Linked DNA regions of Homo sapiens: region 2 is linked to region 1. Evidence: read pairs that join two places in POLR2A ChIA-PET (ENCODE). Cell type or tissue: HepG2. All regions are shown on one strand.

Evidence for each region. ChIA-PET counts read pairs that join two places held together with the same protein. Peaks named below come from ENCODE experiments on the same cell type or tissue, not always from the same donor. Only the 100,000 strongest peaks of a DNase experiment are listed, where the experiment ranks them.
Region 2: POLR2A ChIA-PET joins it to region 1 with 39 read pairs; 7 of 35 experiments call an interaction of 5 or more read pairs at or near these places.

The regions. Positions count from the first base shown.
Region 1 is chr1:121,582,955-121,590,954 of GRCh38, forward strand. No RefSeq gene overlaps it. Among named protein-coding and RNA genes, the nearest start is that of SRGAP2-AS1, 190 kb to the left of the region's middle. RefSeq lists an enhancer at 3,978-4,805. In HepG2, a CTCF peak has its summit at 3,650; a DNase peak (open chromatin) is centred at 3,677.
Region 2 is chr1:121,517,880-121,525,879 of GRCh38, forward strand. It overlaps the pseudogene EMBP1. Among named protein-coding and RNA genes, the nearest start is that of SRGAP2-AS1, 120 kb to the left of the region's middle. In HepG2, no CTCF peak of the experiment used is centred here; DNase peaks (open chromatin) are centred at 1,222, 1,752, 4,412 and 5,402; H3K4me3 peaks cover 1,524 bases.

The DNA.
Region 1 (8,000 bases):
ATCTCTGTTTGTCTGTTATTAGTGTATAAGAATGCTTGTGATTTTTGCACACTGATTTTGTATCCTCAGCCTTTGCTGAAGTTGCTTATCAGCTTAAGGAGATTTTGGGCTGAGACAATGGAGCTTTCTAAATATAGAATCATGTAATCTGCAAACAGAGACAATTTGACTTCCTCTTTTCCTAATTGAATACCCTTTTTTCTTTCTCTTGCCTGATTGCCTTGGCCAGATCTTCCTATACTGTACTGAATAGGAGTGATGAGAGAGGGCATTCTTTTCTTGTGCCAGTTTTCAAAGGGAATGCTTCCAGTTTTTGCCCATTCAGTATGAATTTGGCTGTGGGTTTGTCATAAATAGCTCTTATTATTTGGAGATATGTTCCATCAATACCTAGTTTATTGAGAGTTTTTAGCATGAAGGGGTGTTGAATTTTGTTGAAGAACTTTTCTGCATCTATTGAGATAATCATGTGGTTTTTGTCATTGATTCTGTTTATGTGATGGATTATGTTTATTGATTTGTGTATGTTCAACCAGCCTTGCATCCCAGGGATGAAGCTGGCTTGATGGTGGTGGATAAGCTTTTTGATGTGCTGCTGGATTTGGTTTGCCAGTATTTTATCAAGGATTTTTGCATAGATGTTCATCGGGGATATTGGCCTGAAATTTTCTTTTTCGTTTTGTCTCTGCCAGGTTTTGGTATCAGGATTACACTGGATTCATAAAATGAGTTAGGGAGGATTCCTTCTTTTCTATTGTTTGGAATAGTTTAGGAAGGAATGGTACCAGTTCCTCTTTGTACCTCTGGTAGAATTTGGCTGTGAATCTGTCTGGTCCTGGGCTTTTTTTGGTTGGTAGGCTATTAATTGCTGCCTCAATTTCAGAACTTGTCATTGGTCTATTCGGGGACTCAACTTCTTCCTGGTTTAGTCTTGGGAGGGTGTATGTGTCCAGGAATTTATCCATTTCTTCTAGATTTTCTGCTTTATTTGCATAGAGATGTGTATAGTATGCTCTGATGGTAGCTTGTATTTCTTTGGGATTGGTGGTGGTATCCCCTTTATCATTTTATATTGCATCTATTTGATTCTTCTCTCTTTTCTTCTTCATTAGTCTTGCTAGCGGTCTATCAATTTTGTTGATCTTTTCAAAAAACCAGCTCCTGAATTCATTGATTTTTTTGAAGGGTTTTTCATATCTCTCCTTCAGTTCTGCTCTGATCTTGGTTATTTCTCGTCTTCTTCTAGCTTTTGAATTTGTTTTCTCTTGGTTCTCTAGTTCTTTTCATTGTGATGTTAGGATGTCGATTTCAGATCTTTCCTGCTTTCTCTCCTGGGCATTTAGTGCTATAAATTTCCCTCTCCACACCGCTTTAAATGTGTCCCAGAGATTCTGGTATGTTGTGTCTTTGTTCTCATTGGTTTCAAAGAACATATTAATTTCTGCCTTCATTTTGTTATTTACCCAGTAGTCATTCAGGAGTAGGTTGTACAGTTTCCATGTAATTGTGGAGTTTTGAGTGAGTTTCTTAATCCTGAGTTCTAGTTTGGTTGCACTGTGGTCTGAGAGACTGTTTGTTATGATTTCTGTTCTTTTGGATTTGCTGAGGAGTGTTTAACTTCCAATTACGTGGTCAGTTTTAGAATAATTGTGATGTAGTGCTGAGAAGAATGTATATTCTGTTGATTTGGGTGGAGAGTTTTGTAGATATCTATTAGGTCAGCTTGGTCCAGAGCTTGGTTCAAGTCCTGGATATTGTTGTTAATTTTCTGTCTCATTGATCTGTCTAATATTGACAGTGGGGTGTTAAAGTCTCCCACTATTATTGTGTGGGAGTCTAAGTCTCTTTGTAGGTCTCTAAGAACTTGCTTTATGAATCTGAGTTCCCCTGTATTGGGCGCATATATATTTAGGATAGTTAGCTTTTCTTGTTGCATTGATCCCTTTACCATTATGTAGTGCCCTTCTTTGTCTTTGTTGATCTTTGTTGGTTTAAAGTCTGTTTTATCGAGACTAGGATTTCAACCCCTGCTTTTTTTTTTTTTTTTTTGCTTTCCATTTGCTTGGTAAATATTCCTCCATCCCTTGATTTTGAGCCTATGTGTGTCTCTGCATGTGAGATGGCTCTCCTGAATACAGCACACCAATGGGTCTTGACTCTTTATACAGTTTGTCAGTCTGTGTCTTTTATTTGGGGCATTTAGCCCATTTACATTTAAGGTTAATATTGTTATGTGTGAATTTGATCCTGCCATTATGATGCTAGCTGGTTATTTTGCCTGTTAGTTGATGCAGTTTCTTCATAGCACCGGTGGTCTTTACAATTTGGTATGTTTTTCCAGTGGCTGGTATCAGTTGTTCCTTTCCATGTTTAGTGCTTCCTGCAGGAGCTCTTTTAAGGCAGGCCTGGTGGTGACAAAATCTCTCAGCATTTGCTTGTCTGTAAAGTATTTTATTTCTCCTTCACTTATGAAGCTTAGTTTGGCTGGATATGAAATTCTGGGTTGAAAATTCTTTTCTTTAAGAATGTTGAATATTGGCCCCCACTCTCTTCTGGCTTGTAGGGTTTCTGCTGAGAGATCTGCTGTTAGTGTGATGGGCTTCCCTTTGTGGGTAACCCAACCTTTCTCTCTGCTGGCCTTAATATTTTTTCCTTCATTTCAACCTTGGTAAATCTGACAATTATGGGTCTTAGAGTTGCTCTTCTCGAGAATTATCTTTGTGGTGTTCTCTGTATTTCCTGAATTTTAATGTTGACCTGTCTTTCTAGGTTGGGGAAATTCTCCTGGATAATATCCTGAAGAGTATTTTCTAACTTGGTTCCATTCTCCCCATCACTTTCAGGTACAACAATCAAATGTACATTTGGTCTTTTCACGTAGTCCCATATTTCTTGGAGGCTTTGTTCTTTTCAGTGTGTTTAATCTTGTCTTCTCACTTTATTTCATTGAATTGATCTTCAATTTCTGTTATCCTTTCTTCCATTTGATTGATTTGGCTATTGATACTTGTTTATGCTCCAGGAAGTTACAATGCTGTGTTTTTCGTCTCCTTCAGTTCATTTATGTTCCTCTCTAAACTGTTTATTTTAGTTAACAATTCATTTAGCTTTCTTTCAGGGTTCTTAGCTTCCTTGCATTGGGTTAGAACATGCTCCTTTAGCTTGGAGGAGTTTGTTATTACTCACCTTCTGAAGCCTCCTTCTACTAATTCATCAAACTCATTCTTCATCCAGTTTTGTTCCTTTGCTGGTGAGGAGTTATTATCCTTTGAAGGAGAAGAGGCGTTCAGATTTTTGGAATATTCAGCCTTTTTGTCCTTCCTGGATTTTATCTACCTTTGGTCTTTGAAGTCGGTGACCTTCGGATGGTGTCTCTGAGTGGACGTCGTTTTTGTTGATGTTAATACTATTCCTTTCTGCTTGTTAGTTTTCCTTCTAACAGTCAGGCCCCTGTGCGGCAGGTCTGCTGGAGTTTGCTCAAGGTCCACTCCAGACCCTGTTTGCCTGGGTATCACCGGTGGAGGCTGCAGAAAAGCAAAGATTGCTAACTGTTTCTTCCTTTTGAAGCTTCGTCCCAGAGGGGCACCCAGCAGATGCCAGCCAGAGCTCTCCTGTATGAGGTGTCTGTCGGCCCCTACCGGGAAGTGTCTCCCAATCAGGAGGCAGTCTGTCCCTTATCAGAGTGTAAACAAAGCCACTTTCAAACAAAGTTTGAACGAAGTTCAAACAAAGGTTGAACGCTTTGTTGGTAGATCTGCTGCTCTCTTCAGAGCTACCAGGCAGGGACGTTTAAGTCAGCTGAAGCTGCGCCTACAACTGCCCCTTCCCAGAGTTGCTCTGTCCCAGGGAGTTGGGGGTTTTATCTATAAGACACTGACTGGGGCTGCTGCCTTTTTTTCAGAGAGGGAATGTAGAGGATGCAGTCTGGCCTCAGAGGCCTTGCTGAGCTGTGGTGGGCTCCACCCAGTTTGAACTTCCTGGTGGCTTTGTTTACACTGTGAGGGAAAACTGCCTACTCAAGCCTCAGCAATGGTGGATGCCCCTCCCCCCACCAAGCTGGAGTGTCCCAGGTCGAGCTCAGACTCTTGTGTTGTGCTGGCTGCGAGACTTTCAAGCCAGTGGATTTTAGCTTGCTGGGCTCCGTGGGGGTGGGACTCGCTGAGCCAGAGCACTTGGCTCCCTGGCTTCAGCTCCCTTGCCAGCGGAGTGAACAGTTCTGTCTCACTGGCTTTCCAGGTGCCACTGTGGTATGAGAAATAGACTCCTGCGGCTAGCTCGGTGTCTGCCCAAATGGCCACCCAGTTTTGTGCTGGAAACCCAGGGTCCCTGGTGGTGTAGGCACCGAAGGGAATCTCCTGGTCTGCGGGTTGTGAAGACTGTGGTAATAGCGCAGTATCTGGGCCAGAGTGCTCAGTACAGTCCTTAATGGCTTCCCTTGTCTAGGAGAGGGGGTTCCCCAACACCTTGCACTTCCCAGGTGAGGTGATGGCCCACCCTGCTTCACCTCGCCCTTCTTTGGCTACACCCACAGTCCAACCAGTCCCAGTGAGATGAACCTTGTAACTCAGTTGGAAATGCAGAAATCACCCACCTTCTGCATTGATCTTATTGGGAGCTGCAGACCAAAGCTCTTCCTATTTGGCCATATTGCCAGACTCCCGCTGTTCTGGGTAATTTTTTTTTTTTTTAATTTTGCCATGTTAGTTTAGGTTGATTCAGCACAAATGCTTGCAAAATATTTCAAAATTTATATTCTATGAAAATGTCTACTTCTACAAAAGAGAATCAATATTCCAAGTAGGGCATTTTAATGTTTCTAACAGTTAAGAGGAAAAAATATTAAGGGGAATATACAATATTTCACTATGTATTTTATTTGACTCTTATTTGAAATACTTATATGCTAAAATGATTAATGACTGGTAAATAAGTGTGTGTGTTCTAAAGCATGTGAGGCCAGCTTAAAGGAAGTGAGTAATTGTGTTTTTTGGTGACTGCATTAGAAAACAATTATTGGGAGATCAACTTCTGGAAAGACTGAGTAGATATGCTTTCCCCCACTCCTGGTAAGCACAGCTAACAACATTAGGTCTTATAAAACAAACAGTAAAAGATTCTGACTTACACAGCTACTGTGGCCCCACCTCCACCTCCAGCAGCAAAGCCTCCCCAAGTAGGGAGCTGGGAGCCAAGACTGTCACCTGAACTGGTGATAAGGAACCCCTTTCATTCCTATTAAGAAGCCTGAACTCCCACTCTGGATGTGGAGGAACCAGGTACCCCTCTTACCCTGGATTTTTAATGGAGGCAAAATGAGGAATTTAGATTTCTAACTCTACCTGACAGTAATAAGGTGAAGTGAGTATCTCTTTCCCCAGTAATGTGGTGTCAGAGGAGGCCTACTAAACCAATTTAGATAAGATCTAGAATCTCATAATATCTAAAATATTAGGTTTCAATAAAAAACATACCAAGAGTCATGAAATTCTCAACTTGATTAAGAAAAAAACCAATAGATGCCAAAACCAAAATGAATCAAATGTTAGAATTACCTAACAATTATTTAAAGCAGCCATCATCAAAATGCATCATGAGCAGCTAGGAACAAATGAAAAATAACCTCAGCGAATAGAAAGTGACAGAAAACAAATAGATGATGTAAGAGATAAAGAAAATAAAGGTTATCTATTCTGAATAACAGAGGTAATATAGACTGGAAAAAAAATGCAAAATGCACAGAGCCTCAGGCCCTGTGAGACTTGTAACAAATGATATACCATTTGTATTATTGGTATTGCAGAAGGAGAGGATAAAATGTTGGGCTGAAAAGATATTCAAAGTAATAACGATTGAAAATTTCCCCAACTTTAACAAGTGCCATTAACCTACACATTGAAGAAACTGAGCAAACCCCAAACAGAATAAACTGAAGGAAATCCAGGTCAAAACACACCATAATCAAAATTATGAAAACTAAAGATAGAGAACCTTAAAAGCAGAGATAGAGAAACAATACCTCACCTACTGGGGAAAACCAAATGATGACAGTGGATTTCACATCAGAAACTATGGAAGACAAAAGAAGTATCACATTTTCCAAATGCTCCTAGAAAAGTAGAGTAGGCAGTCCAAAGTTCTATATCTGATGAAAGAATCTCTGAATAATGAAATAGAAATCAGGATATCCTTAATAAAAACAGCTAAGAAACTGGCAGACCTACCTTAAAAAAATGGTTAAAGAAGGTTCTTCAAAGAGGGAGGGAATCATAAAAGAAGGATTTGGAGAACATCAGGAAGGGAGAAATAACACTTTCTTGAGGGAGTAGAAGCATCAAATATAATAGACAGTCTTCCCTTCTTAATTTTTCTCTAATTTTTAACTATTAAAGCAAAAGTTACAACACTGATCTGGTTCTCAATGTAATGTAAATGTAAAGGACATATTGAAGATACTTATAAAGGAGCAAGATAAAGGGACATAAAAGTAGGTAAGGTTTTTAAGCTTCACTCAAATTGGTAAAATTTTAATATCAATAAATTGTAACAAATTATATTTAAAGTTACATAATCAGTTATATAATACCCAGAACAACCACTAAGAAAGTATGGATAAATCAAAATGGAATTCTAAAAAAGTTCTAGTAACTCACAGGAATGAAGGGAAAACAGTAAGGAAAAACAGAAGAAATGGAAAATAAAAGTAATCGTGGACTTAGGTTCTAATAAATTAATAATTACCCTAAATCTAAATAGGCTTCTTATACCAATAAGACAGAGATTGGTAGAGTGGATGAAAAAGAACCCCACTATGTGCTGCCTACAAGAAACTCAATTCAAATGGAACAATATAGGTAGGTTGAATGTAAAAGGATGGAAATGTATTTGCCATATAAGCATTAATCAAAAGCAAGCAAGAGTGACTATATTGATATCTCATAAAATGGATGTCAGAGCAAAGAAAATTACCAGGAACAAAAAGGGACATTACATAATAAAAGGACCCACCAAGAAAATATAGACTAAACAATAGAGTTGCAAAATATGTGGTAGACCATCAGCAAAAACTGATAGAACTGAAATAATAAATAGACAAATTTACAATTATGTTTGGAGACATCAACAAGCCTTTTCCAACAACTGTTAGAACAACTAGACAGGAACAGAGCAAGTATATAAAACAACACCATCAATGAACATCATCTAATTTATATGTTTAGAATACTAAAAACAGCAGAATACACACATACATATAGAACATTTACCAAGATAGACTATATCCTGGACTTTAACACCAAAAAATATAAAAGAATTGAAATCATAGAGTATGTTTTGTGACAAAAATGGAATCAAACTATACATTAGTAATAGAGATAACAGAAATATATCCACACTTGGGTGTTAAAAGACACACCTGTAAATAACTCTTGAGTCAAGGCGGAAGTCTTAGGGGAAATTTTAAAAGTAAATGGGATAGAAAGAAAATGAAAATTTAACACATCAAAAATTTGGGCATGCAGCTAAAGCAATGCTGACATTTATAGTGTTAAATTCTTATGTTAAAAAAGAGAAAGAGCCTCAAATCCACCTAAGCTCCCACACCAAGAAACTAGAAAATGAAGAACAAAAATCCAAAGCAAGCTAAAGGAAGAGAATTATGAATATAACAGCAGAAGTCAATGAAATTAAATACACAAACAGCAGGGAAAATCAATGAAACAAAAAGATGGTTCTTTGGAAATAACGATAAAATTGGCAAAGCTCCAACAAAACTGACAGCAAAAAAAGACAGAGAGACAAATTACCAATACCAGAAATGAAACAGGCAATATAATTATAGACCCTATAGATATCAAAAGGATAATAAAGAAATTGTATGAACAACTCTACACACATAAGTTTGACAATTTAGATGAAATGGGCTATACAACTACCACATAAAGTACCAAGGATTATTCAGTATGAAAAAGATAATTGCATAGCTCTACAACTATTAAGGAAAT
Region 2 (8,000 bases), 65 kb before region 1:
ATTCAAAAGATTTTAATCATTGTGACCATAATTTTCTGAGAAGAGGCTTTTCTAAGATTTGTTATTCACAGATAAATAGTTGTCTAATTTGTGTGTGTGTGTGTGTACATGTGTGCATGCGTGCATTCGTGCATGCGTGCCTATCTAGCCTTTTTTGAACACAATGACTGGCACCTGGTAGATAATATGGTTGAATGAATTGTATTATTCATATTCTCTCACTGCCAACTTGAAGAATCTACATCTGTTTCCAAAGTTTTGCGCATATAATACTAAAACAAAAACGGACATGTTTTAGTAATACGTACCAATTACAAATTAACCATTCCTGCCTGGAATAAGCATAGGTTTTGTTAAATAGTTCAATTTTCAAAATTTGTCTCTTATGTTATTTCCAATCCTTTTTTTTTTTTTTAACGCTGATATATTTTGAATTTACGAATGTGAAAGCTGAACTTCAAAAAATAAAGGGAGAGGAAACAAAGCTCGTGAAAAATATTTAAAATATCTTTTAATGCGTTATAACATCCTGGAGAGAAATCAAATCAATGTGTTTCAATGTTACAACATAGATTTCTCCTCCCCTCCCGGATAAAGCACTAATTTATTTAATTTGGTTCAGAGCACTGAATATTCCAAGCTACAGCCTCGTGGGTAAGAGATAGCATTATCTTAAACAGTGTTCGGATTTAACAAAGGTCAACGTCTTGTGCAGTTTACATAGCATCTACTCTCAGTAGCTTTTGCTTCTTGAGCTCTACGTGGCTCCTCAGAAGCTGTTAGGCTTAACAAACAAAAATAAAGTAAAATCAGATACGGTATGGGGCCTTGGGACACTGAAACCTTCATCCGTAGAAAATCAGTTAAGTCTTCACAGGCTAGAAGAGAGGGTGTGTGTGATTAGTAGGCAAAGCAAAGAAAGATCAGTACAAGTTGTCTGGCAGCTGGATAAAACCTTACACCTGCGCAAAAATAAGCCTCCCTCATAAGAAAGCCCAAAGATGTCCGGGGTCGGGGAGGAGGAAAGTGTCTCTCATCTGTCCCATCAACGAAAATTAGTGAAATCTGCCTCAGATGAAGTGCAAAGGCCAGTCTGCAGGGATAGTTTCAACCTCTCCCCACGCGATGGGCTACACATCACCTGCCCAAGCTCTCTCCCGACCTGCTAGAGCCTAGAGGGCGGAGGCCGGAGAGGCTGCAGCCGGGAGTAGCACCGCACATCCGGGAACGCCAGCAGCGGGCTGAGGGCTGCATAACTGATGGAAGGCCGGGCGCGGTAAGAGCGTCTCGGGGAGTAGGGCAAGGCGGCCGGGCCCCTCCCATTCCGCCTTTTCTTCAGCGTCCTGCCCGCGGCACTGGCTGCGGGTGCCGGGCCACCTGCGAGTGTGCGGAGGGATTCCGGACACCCGCGGCGGCGAGCTGAGGGAGCAGTCTCCACGAGAACTGAGGCGGACCCTCTGGCGCCATGCGCGCCCTCCCCGGCCTGCTGGGGGCGAGGGCGCCTACGCCCCGGCTGCTTCTCCTCCTCCAGTGCCTTCTCGCCGCCGCGCGCCCAAGCTCGGCGGACGGCAGTGCCCCAGGTGTGATGGGTACAGGGGCCAGGGTAGGGAGGGCGGAGGGCGCGCGAGGCTCGGGTCCCCGCGGGCAGAGGGCATCGCTGGCGCTCCGGGCAGGGTTGGCGGGGAGAGGCGCGGGGATGCTGGTGAGGGCGGGTGGCGAGAGTCGGCGGCAGCCTCCCATTGGCTACGTTTGTGTCACCTGAGCTGAACCCTGGAACTGGTGCCGCTCGCGCTCCCGCGCTCTTTGGGGGCGAGTCTTAAACAAACAGCGCCCCGCGAGTCGGGCGCGTAGGTATCAGGGCAGAGTCTGGTGTTTCCTAGGAAGACGGCAGTGGGGTGTGTGGGTGGATGCAGGGACCAGATAGCGATTTGGCTTGTGCAAATGTGGCATGAATTTTGAAAGCCACATTTCCCCAAGGCCTACTCCCTTTTCTTGATTCGAGAGTGAGGCTCGAGTATCAGCTCCTTCCCTCCTTTTGTCAGGTGGGTTGGCTTTGAGGAATTTTTTTTTTCTTTTTTCTTTTTGAGACGGAGTTTTGCTCTTGTTGCTCAGGCTGGAGTGCAATGGCGTGATGTCGGCTCACCGCAACCTCCTCCTCCCGAGTTCAAGCGATTCTTCTCTCTCAGCCTCCAGAGTAGCTGGGATTACAGGCATGCGCCACCAAGCCCGGCTAATTTTACATTTTTAGTAGAGACGGGGTTTCTCCACATTGGTCAGTCTGGTCTCTAACTCCCAACCTCAGGTGATCCGCCCGCTTCGGCCTCGCAAAGTGCTGGGATTACAGGTGTGAGCCACCTCACCTTGCCGAGGATGTTTTTTTAGAGCTGAGCGGGGGAAAAAACATCATAACCAACTAGCCAACCAAAGATCCACAACTTAAAGGATAACGTGTGTGTATCTTCATTTTACACCGTGGTCTTTGAAAACAAAATGTGTGTGTGCGTGTGTGTGTGTGATTTTTGCTTGTTTTATTATTTAAGACACTTTGACAGAGGGATTATATGCAAAACATTACCAAAGCCAACACGAAATTTGCCATTGTACCTTCACCTGTTTATAATTACTTTTCATATTGAAAGGATTCCATCCAACCTATTGCAAGTTTCTGTGTCATAACTGTTAACAGCCAGTAAGGGTAATAAAACACCACCTCTCAAGTTGGTAAATATTGGCCACCAGTAACTAAAATTGGGACATTATTCTGCAAAAAGTTTTCAAACTCTCATGGGAATTTATTTTCATGGGCTTGTAATATGTGGAATTTTTGTAACACACCATAGAGAAAGAAGGATAATCAAAAGGTAAGACTATTAATTTTTATAAATGCCTTTTAAAAGGTCTAGTTGTTAACAACTTGGACAGAACATCTTGGGTTGCTTCAGTTCTAAATTTCCTTGTGCCATATCTCTTTTCCATAATACCACTTATAAAGAATGGTCCAGGCCTGTAATCCCAGCACTTTGGGGTGCTGAGGTGGGAGGATGGCTGGAATCCAGGAGTTCAAGACCACCCTGGGCAAAATAGCAAGGTCCCTTATTTATTTAAAAAAAATTTTTAAAGTGCGGTTGTGGTGATGTACACCTGTAGTCCCAGGTGCTTGGGACGCCAAGGCAGAAAGATTGCTTCAGCCCAAAGTTTGAGGCTGCAGTGAGCTATGATGATGATGGTGCCAGTAAGCTCCAGCCTGGGTGACAGCGCAAAACTGTCTCAAAAAAAAAAAAAAAAAAAAGAAAAAAAAAAGAAAAAGAAACAGAATTGCCCAGTTCATTTTTCCCCCTTCTGGGTATCTCCAATTCTTCTATCCCTGGTTCATCTCAGAGTATTGCGGTTCTGAGAACCAGTGCATTCTGGATTCATTGTAGAACTTTGATTCTCTACTTGACTGTATGTCAGAATCACCAGAGAGCTTGAAAAATCCTGATACCTGGATCTTTCCCTACAAAACTCTGGTTCGTTTGGCTTGGGATTCAGTGTGGGCATTAAGAAGTTTTATCAGCTCCCCATGTAGCTTTAAATGTGATTTTGAGCTGGTTAAAAACCACAGCTTTAAAATGATATGGCCTAGAGAGTGCACTGTTAGATAAATACTTATTCCATAGGCATCACGGTTAAGTTGATATGCAGAGAAGATCTCTAAAGAGAGAGAGAAAAAAAGGTAGGAAACAAATGAAAGTGGAATAAATGAAGGTGTATATCAATAAGATGAATGGGGGAGGGGATGTCCCTCTATGTATATGGTATAAGTTCTGTCCTTTTAGCTCCACTTAAGCTAAAATTGTGGAACAATGTACAAGACAAAAGTTATGAAGTTAGCATCGAATTTAAGCCAGAATTAAAAATTGTCAGGCACTCTCAGCTTGTTTTCTAGATTCGGTATTGATCTCTGCAAAATTCAGTTTTCTCTTTGCAAAAGGATATTGTGAGGTTTACTGGATATTTTTTACCTAGATGTATAGACCTACACACTTGGACATAGGTTTTCTGTTAACCTAAGACTTTGAGTCAAATTTTAATAATAAGAATAGTTATAAATGTATAGCCCTACGAGTTAGCATTTTTTTTAGTTCCAGCTGAAAAAAAATAGAATTGTCCAGGACATTTTTCTCCGTTCTGGGTATCCCCAATTCTTCTATCCCTGATTCACCTTTCAAAATTCATCTCAGAGTATTGCAGTTCTGAGAACCTCTGCACTCCTGGGGAATTCTCACTCTTTTGCTCAGGCTGGAGGGCAGAGGCACATTCACAGCTCACTGCAGCCTTGACCTTCTGGGCTCAAGATGAAGAAATCGGGGCTTAGTTTAATAATTGCCCAAGTACACATACTTAGTTAAGCAGCAGAGCGGGAAATTTGGCATTGGTCCATCCAGTACCTGTTTGCTTAAACACAGTGCTTAAACACAATATCCAGTTGTCTCTCTGAGTTAATTGGAAATGTCTGTGAAAGTTCAGAACTACTGACAGCATAGCCTACGCATTTAAATGTCTGATTTGCACTGAATGACATGCTGACACGGTTTGAGTCCTGGAATAAAATTAGGTACAGGGACTCTTCTAAGGTTTTTTGATTAAATAAGACATGTAATATATCTTTGTAAAGGATACATCAGTGGGAATTTTTAAATATCATTATTATTACTATTACATGGCACAAATTGGAGAAATGGGTCATGTTTATCTTTTGAAAAATGTTTGCAGTAGAATCATTTTAAATGATCCTTTTAACTTCCATAGGACGTGGCTTTTGCATTCCCTTTATGAACCCCCTTCCCTACTAAACCCTCACCCCAAACACAGTAGCTTTCTAGTAATAAATATTTTTGAAGCAAATATTATTCTAGCACCCACATATGTCTGACATTGTTAGCCCATATCTCAGTAGAACATGCTAGCAGTTTTTTACCTTTAAGGACATTTAAAGGGGTTCCCACTGGACAAATCTGGGACAAATTGAGCATCAAATAAATAATAATATTAGTGGATTGCAACTCATTTAATAATATGGGAATTCATGAGTACCAACTGATGTAAACTAAAAAAGGAGTCAATGAAAAGTTTGATGGGATACAAAGTACTGAAGATTCAAAGTAACTCTTCAGAATGTGCTTATTAGTATCAAGGGCAAAAGAGTAACTTTATGGTGGAGAAGCTTGGCAGACAACACTTTGATCAAATGATCAAAGACCAAAATCTGTTTAAAGGGAACAGATTAACCATAAGCCTACCTTTATTTATTTATTTATTCATTCATTCATTCATTTAATTTTTGAGACAGGGTCTCACTCTGTCATTCAGGCTGGAGTACCAAGGCACACTCATGGCTCACTACAGCCTTGACCTTCTGGACTCAAGGGATCCTCCCACTTCAGCCTCCCACATGGCTGGGACTACAGGCATATGCCACCACACCCGGATAATTTTTGTATTTTTTGTAGAGATGGGGTTTCACTACGTTGCCTAGGCTGGCCTTGAACTCCTAGGCACAAGCGATCTTCCTGCCTTGGCCTCCCAAAGTGTTGGGATTATAGGCAAGAGCTACTGTGCCCAGCCTAAGCCTACGTTTAATAGTGATGTTTGTGATGCATGAACATCTTTACCCTAAATTTATCATCACAAAAAAATCATATGTTTAAAACATTTGTTAAGAATTAGGGCAACTGACTCTTCCTCATCTTCTGTCACCCTCATTCTCTTCCCTCCTCCCTCTCATCTTTCCCTCGATAGATCCTATAGTTATTTGGTGGGGAAGAGCAAGGAGACATCCTCACTAAGTGGGTGGAGCCCAAGGGGCCCAGATCAGGATATCTGAGGCTGACCTTGGTAAGGATGGCATCCAGGCAAGAGGGCAGCCTGGTATGGAGTATTAGGGCCTGAGCACAGTGAATGGGTGCTCCTGCAGCGGGCAGCTTGACACAGGGTCCCAGAGTTCAGCAAGTTAACAAGGCTTTTGTGCAGGAGCAGCAGATGGGTGATGTTTGATCCCAAACACGATGTGGAGGAAAGCATGTAGGAGGGTCAGACCAGCGATGGAGGTTGGAGCCTGAGTGGGTAAGGAGACATCTCTGTGGGGACAGGTGTGGCAGTGGCAATGAGAGTTTAGCAATATACAGGGTGACTGATCAAATAATTAAATCTAGGAAAGATAATAGGATCTAGGTTTTTCACTAGAGAAGAATGAAATAAAGATAGAGAAAAAGTAGAATGAACCCTGTGGTGTTGGATTGCAGTTGGCAGTATCCATGGGAATCCATGACATTAAATCCCTATCTCTTTACCTATGTCTATATAGGTATATAGATTTAAACAAGTATATGTGTAAATATATGTATCATGAATACATATCATGCATATCATATACATAAATATATATGATATACATTATAAGTTGTATGTGTATATGAATATGTGCACATGTATTCTTAGCAGTGATTTCCAGTAGTGATGAGTATATTTAGCACCCAGATCTTGGATTCTAAATACCATTCTTTACTAACAGTAACCAAGGCTTCTTGGAGAAATGGCTGATTTCAGGGCTAGTGTGGGAAAGTAGCAGATAAGCCTAGAACATCTTGTGCCAGAAAGCAATGGAGTGCTCAAAGGATAATGAGTCATGTCAAAAAGATACAGAGGCCAACATGAAGGGGTTCCCACTGGACAAATCTGGGACAAAACTGAGCATCAAAATAAATAATAATATTAGTGGATTGTAACCCATTTAATAATATGGGGATTCATGAGTACCAACTGATGCAAATTAAAAAATGAATCAATGAAAACTTTGATGGGGTACAATGTACTAAAGATTCAAAGTAACTCTTCAGAATATGCTTATTAATATCAAGGGGAAAAGAGTAACTTTATAGTGGAGAAGCTTGGCAGATAGCACTTTGATCAGATGATCAAAGACCAAAAAAATGGTGTGCCATCTGAGACGATATGGTGAGAAGAGCACAGCATCACTTCTATGATGTTCCTGCCAAAGGTGCCTGCCTCAAATATAATCATATTACAGCAGAACTGTCTTGGAATTTTAAAAAGTGTCAAGGTTATGGAAAAGTCAGAAGAGACTGTTGCAGTTCCAGAGTGAAGCCACATTAGAGAGAAGTGACAGCCAATGGCAATGGGTGATTCTGAGCTGGAACATTTTGCTACCAAGTCCATTGTAGGGACTTTTTTTCTGAAACTTAGATGGGGTATGGGGACCAGATGGTGCTTCGTATATATTCATTTCTTGATTTTAATGGCTGTATTGGGATGGTATGGGGAATGTCCTTTGTAGGAAATAGATGGTAATGTTTAAGTGGGGCATGAAGCATCAGGTCAGAAACTTACTCTCACATGGTTCAGAGGAGAAAATGTTCTGTTCTTGAAATGTTTCTGCTACTTTGAGATTGTTTGAAAAGAAACAAAAAGAATTAGTTTACCTGAGAAAGCTTCAGTTTACATAGGCATTAAACTAAAACAATAGTTGAGAAATCTGTTAAGGTTCTTAGGTATCATTTTCCAAAGGTGTATATGCCCTCCAACAGAAACAAATCACATGTGTTGAGGCTATTTGTTCTAAAGTGTAATCTTTTGACATTAACTTTGTATAGCTGGTCTCACATATTGCGCAATATAAGGTGAACGTTAGAAATTAACAACTTATCACATACATGCTGATGTAAGATAACAAACCTCACAACACTTTGCTAAAAATAAGCTCTATTCCTAATAAAAATTGCCGCTATTTAAACATAGAATATCTCAAATAATGTTAGAATCGAAATAAAGAATGTTACCTTTAAAGAGTTGTTATTCTTTTCTTTGAAAATAGCATTTTTCCTGGCATTTTTGAAGTTATTGAGGTTATTGTACTAATGTGTCCCTAATCCCAAGCCAGAAGCTTTTAATAGCCTTACAATTATATACTTCTGAGAACCTGAAAGGGAATTTAGATACCT